2 separate regions of the Homo sapiens genome follow, and region 2 is linked to region 1. A link is an interaction called in ENCODE POLR2A ChIA-PET data of the cell type or tissue named here. Cell type or tissue: Caco-2. All regions are shown on one strand. Each heading gives the region's core, and the rest is flanking DNA. Links, peaks and the distances in the headings are about the cores only.

Region 1 (5,382 bases), core at 118-5,117:
CTGGACCCCTTTGATAGAGCAAGTGTGTCACTGGCCCAGGGCACCTTCTCTCTGGGAACCCCTTGCTGCAACCTCATCACTTTATTTCTGGCCCTCATAACCACACGTCAGTAGGGGAGGCTGATGTGGCAGAGAGAGATAGGAGACACATGCACTGACCCTGCCAAGACTCAGGTAGTGGGGTCTTTCCACCCGTTGCATCCTATCCTAAGTGTGTTCACTTACCTGTCTCTTTCACGTTGCTTTTTGTGGTGTCTTTTATATTGATTTACGAAATCATGCAATTCGAGCATATTTAGTTTTGAGGCTTTGAGCCTTTCCACCAAGGTAGGTTCCTACACGACATCCATATTAATTTCCATTTGAATCTTTTCACTAGTATCATCTATTTCCTTGGATAACACATCAGCAGTAGATACTTTCACTTCATCAGAGGACCTGGGAAAGAGCCGTGCCAACAGAGTTTGGAATGGAGGCAAAACTAATTTTGGAGAGCTCCAATGTGTGTTGAAAAAGAAAGCAATCAAATAATTGTGTTGTATCACATCCTGAATATGGTCTCAGGCCTTCTGCCAGGTAGTCAGAGAACATTTTTTATGAATTTGATTTTTTTTTTCCGCTAGGAAAATTACCAAACCTCAGATTCAACCAGAATAGCACAAGAGGAATAGCATGGGCTCCCTGTCATTCGTTCACAGTACATTCGGGAGGGAGAAGAACAATGGTTTGTAAAATAGGTCCATACATAATGCATGATGTCAATAACACTGGGTAGCTTAGTGGCTCACATTGAGTGACCTTCTCAATATATTATTTATGCCTTTCATGTTTTTTTCTAGTATAACATCTTTTTTCCCTCTGGTCAAGTATTCTATTGCTCATTTATTGTGTTTTAACCACAAATGTCTTGCCACTATCAGTCACATGGCTCTAAATGAAATATAGATTATAAAAGGAAACACTTCCCACACATTAAAAAAATGATTTCCAGCTGGTCTTAAAAGTGTCTGCAGTTCCCTCTGGACGTAAGCATTTATCTGCTAATGCTTATCACTTGGGACTTTCCCTGCTGTTTCAAAAGTGGGAACGTGGAGATTAAAGCCAGTGTTTTAGGAGATTAGTACAGTTGTGTGCCGCGTAATAACATTTTGGTCAAGGATGGACTGCATGTATTACGGTGGTCCCATAAGATTACAATACTGTAGTTTTACTGTACCTTTTCTGTGTTTAGATACGTTTAGATGGGCAAATACTTACCATTGTGTTACAATGGCCTACAGTATACAGAACAGTAACGTTTTACACAGGTTTCTAGCCTAGAAGCAATAGCTAGACCCTGTAGTTTAGGTGTGTAGTAGGCTACACCATCTAGGTTTGTGTAAGTACATTCTATGATGTTCACACAACGACAACATCTCCTAATGACAATTTCTCAGAATGTTTCCCCATCGTTAAAAAATGCATGATTGTATTGAGAAACATAAAATTGGATACAATAAATATCACACTTCTATAAGAAGGTTTTAAGCACTATACAGTGAAATTATGTCTCTCCTCCAGAAAACAAACAAATCTGGCCGGGCGCGGTGGCTCACACCTGTAATCCCAGCACTTTGGGAGGCCAAGGCGGGCAGATCACGAGGTCAGGAGATGGAGACCATCCTGGCTAACACGGTGCAACCCCGTCTCTACTAAAAATACAAAAAAAAAAAAAAATTAGCCCGGCGTGGTGGCAGGCACCTAGTAGTCCCAGCTACTCGGTAGGCTGAGGCAGGAGAATGGCGTGAACCCGGGAGGCGGAGCTTGCAGTGAGCCGAGGTCGCGCCACTGCACTCCAGCCTGGGTGGCAGAGCGAGACTCTGTCTCAAAAAAAAAAAAAAGAAGAAAAACTTAAAAAATACAACCTTTTTAATGTGTCAGGAAATACAGAGCTTGGTCTGTCTGTGATCAGGAGGAATGAAGTTGTGTATTCAGAATGATAAAGTATAGGTGTGTGTGATGAAGTCCCAAGTGATCTGTAAATTCCTGCAGAGGACCTCACATTGCTGGGTGAAATCTTTGTGGGAAATTGGTAAAAAGAAAAAGACCCAGCAGGTACCCTAGAAACTCTAGACCTAATACAGATTCCCTTCTTTATTGGTGGCTCTGAAAATTTTTCACACTGCTGCAGGTACTTTGGCCTTGGAGACATCTTACTGGGGACTTAACAATGAGAAAGACTTAGGGATTCATCACTTCCAGGCAACTGTAAGGAAAAGGGAGATCCCCGTGCCTGAACTTATAGGGTTGGATAATCATTTTCCTTCCTGTTACACAACTTGGTTTTCCTGGCTGTGGTGCTAGGTTTATAGCAGTTACAGGGTTTATTTAAGGCAATCCAACTTTGGACTTCAATAAGATAAATAGTGATATCTAAAAGAGACATAGTGAAGAAATCACACTCAACATGACAAAGCATTGAGATAAAAAGTAATAAAGTCCAGAAAAACTCTTCAAACAGTAATTTTGCTTCTAAAAATCCTTTGACTTTGATGTGTCCATCAATCATAGGCCTATTTTTGCTTCATTTCATCTGTCTTTGGCTAAAATGGGTGGGATGAGGCTTTTTGGATAGCAGTAGTTGGTTTCTCCTATTTTCTCTTAATGGACAAAGAAGCAAGATTTATGTCTGGAAGACTTGCTGAAAAGAACGAAGTGACCTCCCAGAGCCACCTAGTACCTTAGCAATAATCTCCCAGCTGAAATCATTGTTGCCTTGATGAGCTACAAATCAGGGTGGCATTTCCCAAACAGGATTCCCCCAAACTCAAGTTGCTTAAACTGCTAATATTTTCATTCTGTTCTGTTTTGTTTTAGCCATTGTGTATGGTCAAAAAAAAAAAAGATATGAAAAGTCCTGGGTTAAACAAATTTCAAGGGGTTTTTTTTTTTTTTGCAGGATATTTCAAAATATTTAATGTTCTAATGTGCATTGCATGTCTTGGAATTAAAGGTGTGCCGAAAACAGTTTGTGAAACATTGAACATTGGAGAGAACCTGTGGGGAAGTGGCCCATGCTTGGGACATCAGTTGACTTCTTTTTTGTTTGTTTTGAGATGGAGTTTCACTCTTGTCACCCAGGCTGGAGTGCAATGCATGATTTTGGCTCACTGCAACCTCCACCTCCTGGGTTCAAGTGATTCTTCCGCCCCAGCCTCCTGAGTAGCTGTGATTACAGGGACCCACCACCGTGCCTGGCTAATTTTTTGTATTTTTAGTAGAGACAGGATTTCTCCATGTTGGTCAGGCTGGTCTTGAACTCCTGACCTTAGGCGATCACTCGCCTCAGCCTCCCAAAGCAGTTGACTTCTTGGCTGCCAATGGTTAAGCAATGCCACTGGACAGCCCCCTGTGTGACTGAGGGATAGGGATGAAAAAGGCAGGAAAAAAAGGAAGACAAAGCTGAAAAATACAGAGGAATACGTAGAAGAAAATAAAAATTCCTGCTTCATACCACCCCAAAATAACCATTTTAAACCTGCAATATGTTTCCTTCTAGTCATCTTACTGTGTGTGTGTATGATTATGCTCATCATATAAATTACCCTTTTTGTTTTTTGAGATGCAGTCTCGCTCTGTCACCCAAGCTGGAGTACAATGGCGCAGCTCACTGCAACCTCCGTCTCCCCGGGTTCAAACGATTCTCCTGCCTCAGCCTCCCTAATAGCTGGGACTACAGGCGCCCGCCACCACGCCCAGCTAATTTTTGTATTTTCAGTAGAGACGGGGTTTCACCACATTGGCCAGAATGGTCTCCATCTCTTGACCTCATTATCCTCCCACCTCGGCCTCCCAAAGTGCTGGGATTACAGGCATGAGCCACTGCGCCCGGCCAACTATACATTTTTATATGATAATCATACTATGTATAATTTGACATTTTGTATTTTAAGTTTAATACTTTATATGTATGTACTTGAAAGCATAAACTAAATATAGTACTTCCATATCATTATTTTCCTATTAATTGATAATTAGGTTATTCCCAACTTTAGTATAAAAATAAAGGACACATAAATGGCACACTGAAGAAATCAGGTTCATAGGAAATAAACAAAAGGCAGCCATATTTTTGTCTTTCAAAATTTTGACTTTAACAATGTATCCAGGGAAGGAAAGTATTTCCCTTAACCCTGAAAACTTGGGCAGTCCCATGAATTTCTGAATTACAAAGTTACTTTAAGCTTCATTATCTCCACTCAGAAATTAAAACGTCTAGTCCAAAATAAGAAGTCACATTTTAATCTTCATTTAAAGGTATGGCTCTTCCCATCCCCAGGTAGGCCAGTGGCAGGTTGTGTGTGGTCAGCTTCTTCTTGTTTCCCTCTTCCCCTACTCAATAGCTACTGTTGCTGACCTGGGGCTGGGCAGGGAGAGGGATGAGAGGTAAGGGGATGAGACGGAGAATTCCTACGTGGTTGTCTCATAAGCTGCGGCAGTCTGCAGCTGCCTCCCTGTCAGGGGTGCGCTCCCTTGATGGCAGCATTGATACAGTCTCCTTGGGCTGGCCGTTGTCCTGGGGGACCCTTGCTTTCCTGCAGTCCACTCCGTACAGACTTTCTCAGCTGGGTTCTATCGTTGTCACCCACGTGGTCTTGGGTAGGGTCCCTTTTTAAAATTATTTTATTTTATTTTATTTTTCCAGACGGAGTCTCACTCTGTCACCCAGGCTGGAGTGCAGTGGCACCATCTCTGCTCACTGCAAGCTCTGTCTCCTGGATTCACGCGATTCTCCTGCCTCAGCCTCTCCAGTTGCTAGGACTATAAGTGCACGCCACCATGCCCGGCTATTTTTTGTATTTTTAGTAGAGACAGGGTTTTGCCATGTTGGCCAGGCTGGTCTCGAACTCCTCACCTCAAGTGATTCACCCGCCTTGGCCTTCCAAATTGCTGAGATTACAGGTGTGAGCTACCACACCCGGCCAGGTCCCTTTGAATAAGACCCCAGGCAGAGCGTTCTCCTAGGGAGTCTGCCTCTGATTCCTGGGATGCACACAACTTCCATCCACTGTACCACTGCTCAGACAAAGCCCTCTCTCCTGCTGCCAGTTACCACTGCTTTCTCAGATGTGAGTGGTACCAATGCCTGTGACCTTCAACGGCAAGGGGCACATATGAGACTTTCTGAATGGTCCCTTTAAATCCTCCTCTTGGGTCTTGAAGTGAAGGGGGAAGCACTCCTCCCCATTTTGGTGGGGAAGTGGGACACAGCACAATCTCTTTCTGAGAAGTCCTCTTCAAAAACCCGTTTTTCTCCTCTCTCTCAGCTCTTTTACATCTTTTTTAAAAATCTAATTTAATTTAATTTTAATTTCTGGGATACATGTACGGGACATGCAGTTT
Region 2 (5,382 bases), core at 51-5,050, 84 kb after region 1:
AAAAAAAAAAAAAGTTCAGCCTTTAATGGAAGAGTCAGACAAATAAACAAAATACATAAAATAATTATGTTTTATGTGGCCAGTTATGAAAAATAAACTAGATATTGAGGTAAGGATGAAATGGAAGTACATAGGGGGTGAGAAATAACTGTCAGGAGGAAGGAAAAGGCCTGGGATGAGTAAAGGGGAAGAACATTTTAGAGGAAAAAAACTCATGTTAAAGACCTCAGGCCTAAAATAAATTGGTGTTTTAGAGGCTAGAGAACAATGCCCATGAGTCTATAGCAGAGTGAGTGAGGGGGTGAGTGTGTCCTAACTGGCAGAAGTCCTCTAAGGATTTTTGGATCTATTGTCAAGGACAGTATATCAAATGGTAGATGTTGACTGTTTGCAGAGCGCTCAGGAAGCTTTACATCATTATCCACAGCAAGAGGTCTGAGCTTGAGTGTGGTCCTCCCACTGCACATGTAATCTCAGATACTACATGTTCTACCTTGCTGAGTAATAGTAAGTAGAATGGAATGTTGGACTTTATCTAAAATGTGGGAGTAAAACAAGTACATGTGAAACTGCAGAGCTTATCATTCTGGTCCAGGTATCATGAGGAAAGGAGAAAACCATGGTTGGGAGCGGCCATCCACACCCAACTAGTATTTGGAACTGGAGGCTACAGAGAATTCTGCTACTGAGGTCTACAATGTTATTTGCCCTTTCTGCTCCTTGATCTTTCACTGCATAAACCATCTGGGAAGTGTCCTTTATGGTTGTCATTAAAATGCTGCCAGATTCCAGTATTGAGACCATAGGGAATGCAGTAGTGTGCGTGTGTGTGTTTGTGAGTGTGTATGTGTGTGTGCCATCCATGTGTGGGTAGATGAGATGCTGATGGGAACCGGATATACTAATGTATTCAGGGGTTCTTAACTAGGTGTCCAATGTAAACTTGGTTGAGAAAAAAATTATACCTTCCTTTTCATTATCCTCTCCAACTGAAATTTAACATTTCAATGATATATTTAAGTAACAAACCACAGTATTTTTTGCAGTACTTGTCACTTTGTCATCAATAGAATCACAGATATTTTCATGTCACATTATAGTTGTTCCAAGTATCTCAAAATATTACTTATGCTTACCACTACTTCAAAATTATGGTAGTTATCGGCTGGATGCGGTGGCTCACGTCTGTAATCCCAGCACTTTGGGAGGCCGAGGCGGGTGGCTCATGAGGTCAGGAGATTGAGACCATCCTGGCTATGGTGATACCCCGTCTCTACTAAAAATACAAAAAATTAGCTCGGCGTGGTGGCGGGGCCTGTTGTCCCAGCTACTTGGGAGGCTGAGGCAGGAGAATGGCATGAACCTGGGTGGTGGAGCTTGCAGTGAGCCGAGATTGTGCCACTGTACTCCAGCCTGGGCAACAGAGCGAGACTCTGTCTCAAAAAAAAAAAATTATGGTAGTTATCATACCATAGCTAGATTTAATATGTTAATGAAGCATATTTATTACTATATCATGAACATTTGTTTTTAAAAAAATATTTGAAAACTACATTTCAAAACTTTCAGTTTTCTTTGCAATCCAATGTATTTTATTTTATGCATTTCAAAACATGATTGTGAGAAGGGGTCTTTAGGCTTCCAGACCACCAAAGGGGTCCCTGACACAAAAAAGGTTAAGAGCTGTCAGACTTATTGGACATAGTCTTGCCAGGTGGATGTAAGAGGAATGTTGGGGACAAAATGCCCGCATATCCACTTTCATATGAGACTTTTTTTGCATACTGACTGAGTAGAAAAAGGGAAAAGGCAATAAGTACTTAACCTCATGCTTGCACAGAAACACATACATAACTTTGTCCAGCTTGTAGACTGAATTTCTGAGAAATAAAAAGACAGTAATAGATCTAGAGAGCTTAGAGAGAGATCTGCGAGAACAAACCCACAATCTTGGGTACATATTGTGCATTTCCATAAACCTTCCCTAAGTAGAGATCTGGGAAAAGAATGGACATAATTTTCTCGAAACTCTGACCTCTAGGACCTGGAGAAAGTCCATTCAGCCAGCCAGAGCCCTCCCTATTCCCTTGGGCGGTAGCCTCAGAGTCCTCTGGGACAACATCTGCAAGCGGAATGCAAATCACTAGCCTGTCTGCCACCCCTCATTGCTCAGCACCTTATGGTTGCTATTTTTAGGAAGTCCGAATTTCTCAATAGAGACACAGCATCACCAGCAAGCCCTGAGAAGTTAGCCTTGTTTCCCAAATGTCTGAGGGTGGACCCAGAGTAAACACTCCACCTTCACTCCCTTCTGCTGAAATTAAAATGCTTCTATTTCTGCAGCTTGAAGGGAGGAAAGAGAGAGGGAAGAAGAAATGTTTGTTCATTTCTTCAGGTATTTTAGAAATTGAACTTGCAAGCAGGGTCTGTCTCCAGTTAATCAAATAAAAATTCTTCTTAGTATCACAAGACAATTTAAAACTAGAAAAACTCAGAAACTGCATCTGACAAAGGTCTAATGCCCAGAATCTATAAGGAACTTAAATAATTCAACAAGCAAAAAAGAAACAACCCCATTACAAATTGGGCAAAGGACAGAGACTTCTCAAAAGAAGACGTACATGCAGCAAACAAGCATATAAAAAATCCTCAACATCCCTAATCATCAGAGAAATGCAAATCAAACCACTATGAGATGCCATCTCACATCAGTCAAAATGGCTATTATTAACAAGTCAAAAAATAACAGATGTTGGCAAAGTGGCAGAGAAAAGGGAACACATACACTGGTGGCAAATGAGGCCATTCACTCACCCCCATCCTCCACTTCCCACCCTCCACCACACAAACCGAACGATGGTTTCTGATAATGCCCCTTTCACTCATTCACACAGTCTGGCGGAAGCTCATTCTGAAGTGATGGTTTAATCGCAAAGAGCAAGAAGCCAGAGTCAAAGAATCCATCAGCTTTTCCAAGATTACAATCTTAGACTGGAAGGATTGTGTTTGAATCCTTTTCTGCTACTTACTAGATCTTTCCATCTATCAAATGGAATAATAATAATTACTCCTATACAGTAGTTCTGTGAGATAACATGTGTGAATTGAAAAGTGCCTGATCAACGCTAGTTAATGTATAACTGCTATAACTTCTGTTTTCCTAGACAAGTGTGATAGTCTCAAAGGAAGCTTGCTCCTGTTTAATGAATGCTAAAGTATTATCTGGCGTCCTAGGGCCATTTCTCATTGCCTCGTTTTTTTCTCCTGCAAATTATCCTCTACTGCTTATGTCTTCAGTCTTTCTCCCTCTGCCTCCTGCTGCCACCTGCTCCCACCTTGGGGACCTGCCTCCCTGCAGAAAGCAAGTGTCCTGCTCTGGGCCATGTGGTAGCTTAGTGGTAAAGACTCTCTCCCTGGAGGTGGGACCTGTGGTTTCTGGGCAAGAACTGTGATGGGTGGGTAGGTCTGCCTAATAATTCTGGGGTGCTTGTTGTGACTGCACGGCTCAGCCACGTTCTCGGGTAGCCCTCTATCAGCGATATTTTCCTCTCTGTCTGCCTGACTCCTTTGTCTTTCTTGGTCTGTCTTATAGGATTTAGAACTGAATTAGCAAGTAGGAAGGAGTAATTTATTAGCCACCTCGAACTCCAACAATGGAAAAATGCCAAGATTTAAGGGACAGGTGGGGAAGAGCTGCCTGCAATCTGATCTGGGTTCATGGCTTTATTCTCACCCTGACCTGGGAGTCCCAGGAGTACCATCTCCTATGCGCCTCCTCCCCTTCCTATGCTCCCATTGAACTGATATGAAGTTTCAGAAGTCCTGTTCAACACAGTGAGTCAGACAGCTGATTTCAATCTGTTGGAGCTGCTGTAAGAGATTCAACCTATTTGAAATCCTGGCTTTCATATGCTGCTGCCTCTTAGATCTGTCCTGGCAACCCAGACCTGTGTGCTGACCCATATCGTGAGGGTTCCTCATTGCTCTCAGTACGAAGAGCAAACTGCTTAGCAAGGCATAAAAGGTCCTTTGTCACTGGCCTCAACTACCTGTCACCTCCTGGGCCCTTCCTCAGTGTCCTTTCTGTTCCAGCCACACTGAGCTCCTTGTGGTTGGTTCCCTTAGCAAGCCATGCACTTTAAAACTTTTCCAAGTAGTGTATACTTTACTTGGAAGGGAAGGCCCTCTCTTCGCCATGCTGATCTGGCCAGTTTTCGTTATCCTCCAACTCAGCACCTCTGGCCAGAGAAGCCTCTTCAGGCAAATTAGGGCCTTCTTACTGCCTTAGTCTCTCCTGGCATCATGGTGTAGAGCAACACCTGCTGTGTCATAGTCACTGAACACAGGTTTTTAGGTAAGCAAGTGCAGTTTCAAGGCCATTATAGGCCTTCCTACTCTCATTTTTTTCTGCCTAGAGGCCAGTTACACAATTCCAATTTTCCAGAAGAGTTCTATAACAATCTGACATAGCAAAGCTGGGTGAATTTCATACAATGAACAACAGTGCAAGAGGTCAACCTAGATTAGATTCCTGAAAGGGATGAGATTTCCTTGTGTTTCCACTATTGATTCTGGCCCCTCAATGAAGAGAATGATGAGCCAAGTACCAGTCATTCCAAATCTGAGCCATCTGTAATATAATGGAAGCTAAATTCTGTAAGAACAAGTTTAGCCTGGAATTTTCCTCAAGATAATGTATACATGACATCATATGCACTGCGGTGTTAATGGGTGTTTCTGGATGGATTCTCAGACAAATATTAGATTTGTTTGGACCTTGTCTTGGGCTGTAGCCTCTTTACTTTTGCTCTTTACCTTACTATTGGATATCTTGCAACATCTCAGATTCAGGTATTTTTTTCTCCCCAAGTTCCTTTATTTTTCCTCCAATATTTCTAGGAGAAAGCACACAGTCTTCAGTTTTATCGCCTGTACCTATGAGAGGTTAATAAAGGCTTTGTGTGTGTGTATATATTAAGATATGGAAGTATAGTCACTTAGGGAGAAAGAAAATTACTGCTTTTTCTAAAACTTAAAGGAAAAATTAAGGCTTAAAAACCTGGGATGCTTTTAGCTTTGTGCTATATCTAGCATCTAACAAATGCTTGATAAAGTTTGGCCATAATTGTTATCATAATTATTAATACTATTAATAGTAATGATAGGATTTGGTACATGAAAACAGGTTGTATTTATGCCAATGCCAAAAAGCAAGTGTGGGGAGTATACTCTGCTGGCCCTAAGTTCCCCATAGGAAGTAGAGATTGCATATATTAGCTGGAACTCGCCCAAGCTACTTTTGGGACAAACAGGATAATGTGTTCGGAACAGAGGTCAACAGCTGTTACTCTTCTGTGACATTCCGGAGATGTGGACAGATGT

What was found. Peaks named below come from ENCODE experiments on the same cell type or tissue, not always from the same donor. Only the 100,000 strongest peaks of a DNase experiment are listed, where the experiment ranks them.
Region 2: POLR2A ChIA-PET joins it to region 1 with 7 read pairs; 4 of 35 experiments call an interaction of 5 or more read pairs at or near these places.

What each region holds. Positions count from the first base shown.
Region 1 is chr2:203,603,166-203,608,547 of GRCh38, forward strand. No RefSeq gene overlaps it. Among named protein-coding and RNA genes, the nearest start is that of RAPH1, 71 kb to the left of the region's middle. In Caco-2, for the core only: no CTCF peak of the experiment used is centred there; a DNase peak (open chromatin) is centred at 2,282.
Region 2 is chr2:203,686,851-203,692,232 of GRCh38, forward strand. No RefSeq gene overlaps it. Among named protein-coding and RNA genes, the nearest start is that of CD28, 17 kb to the right of the region's middle. In Caco-2, for the core only: no CTCF peak of the experiment used is centred there; a DNase peak (open chromatin) is centred at 2,111.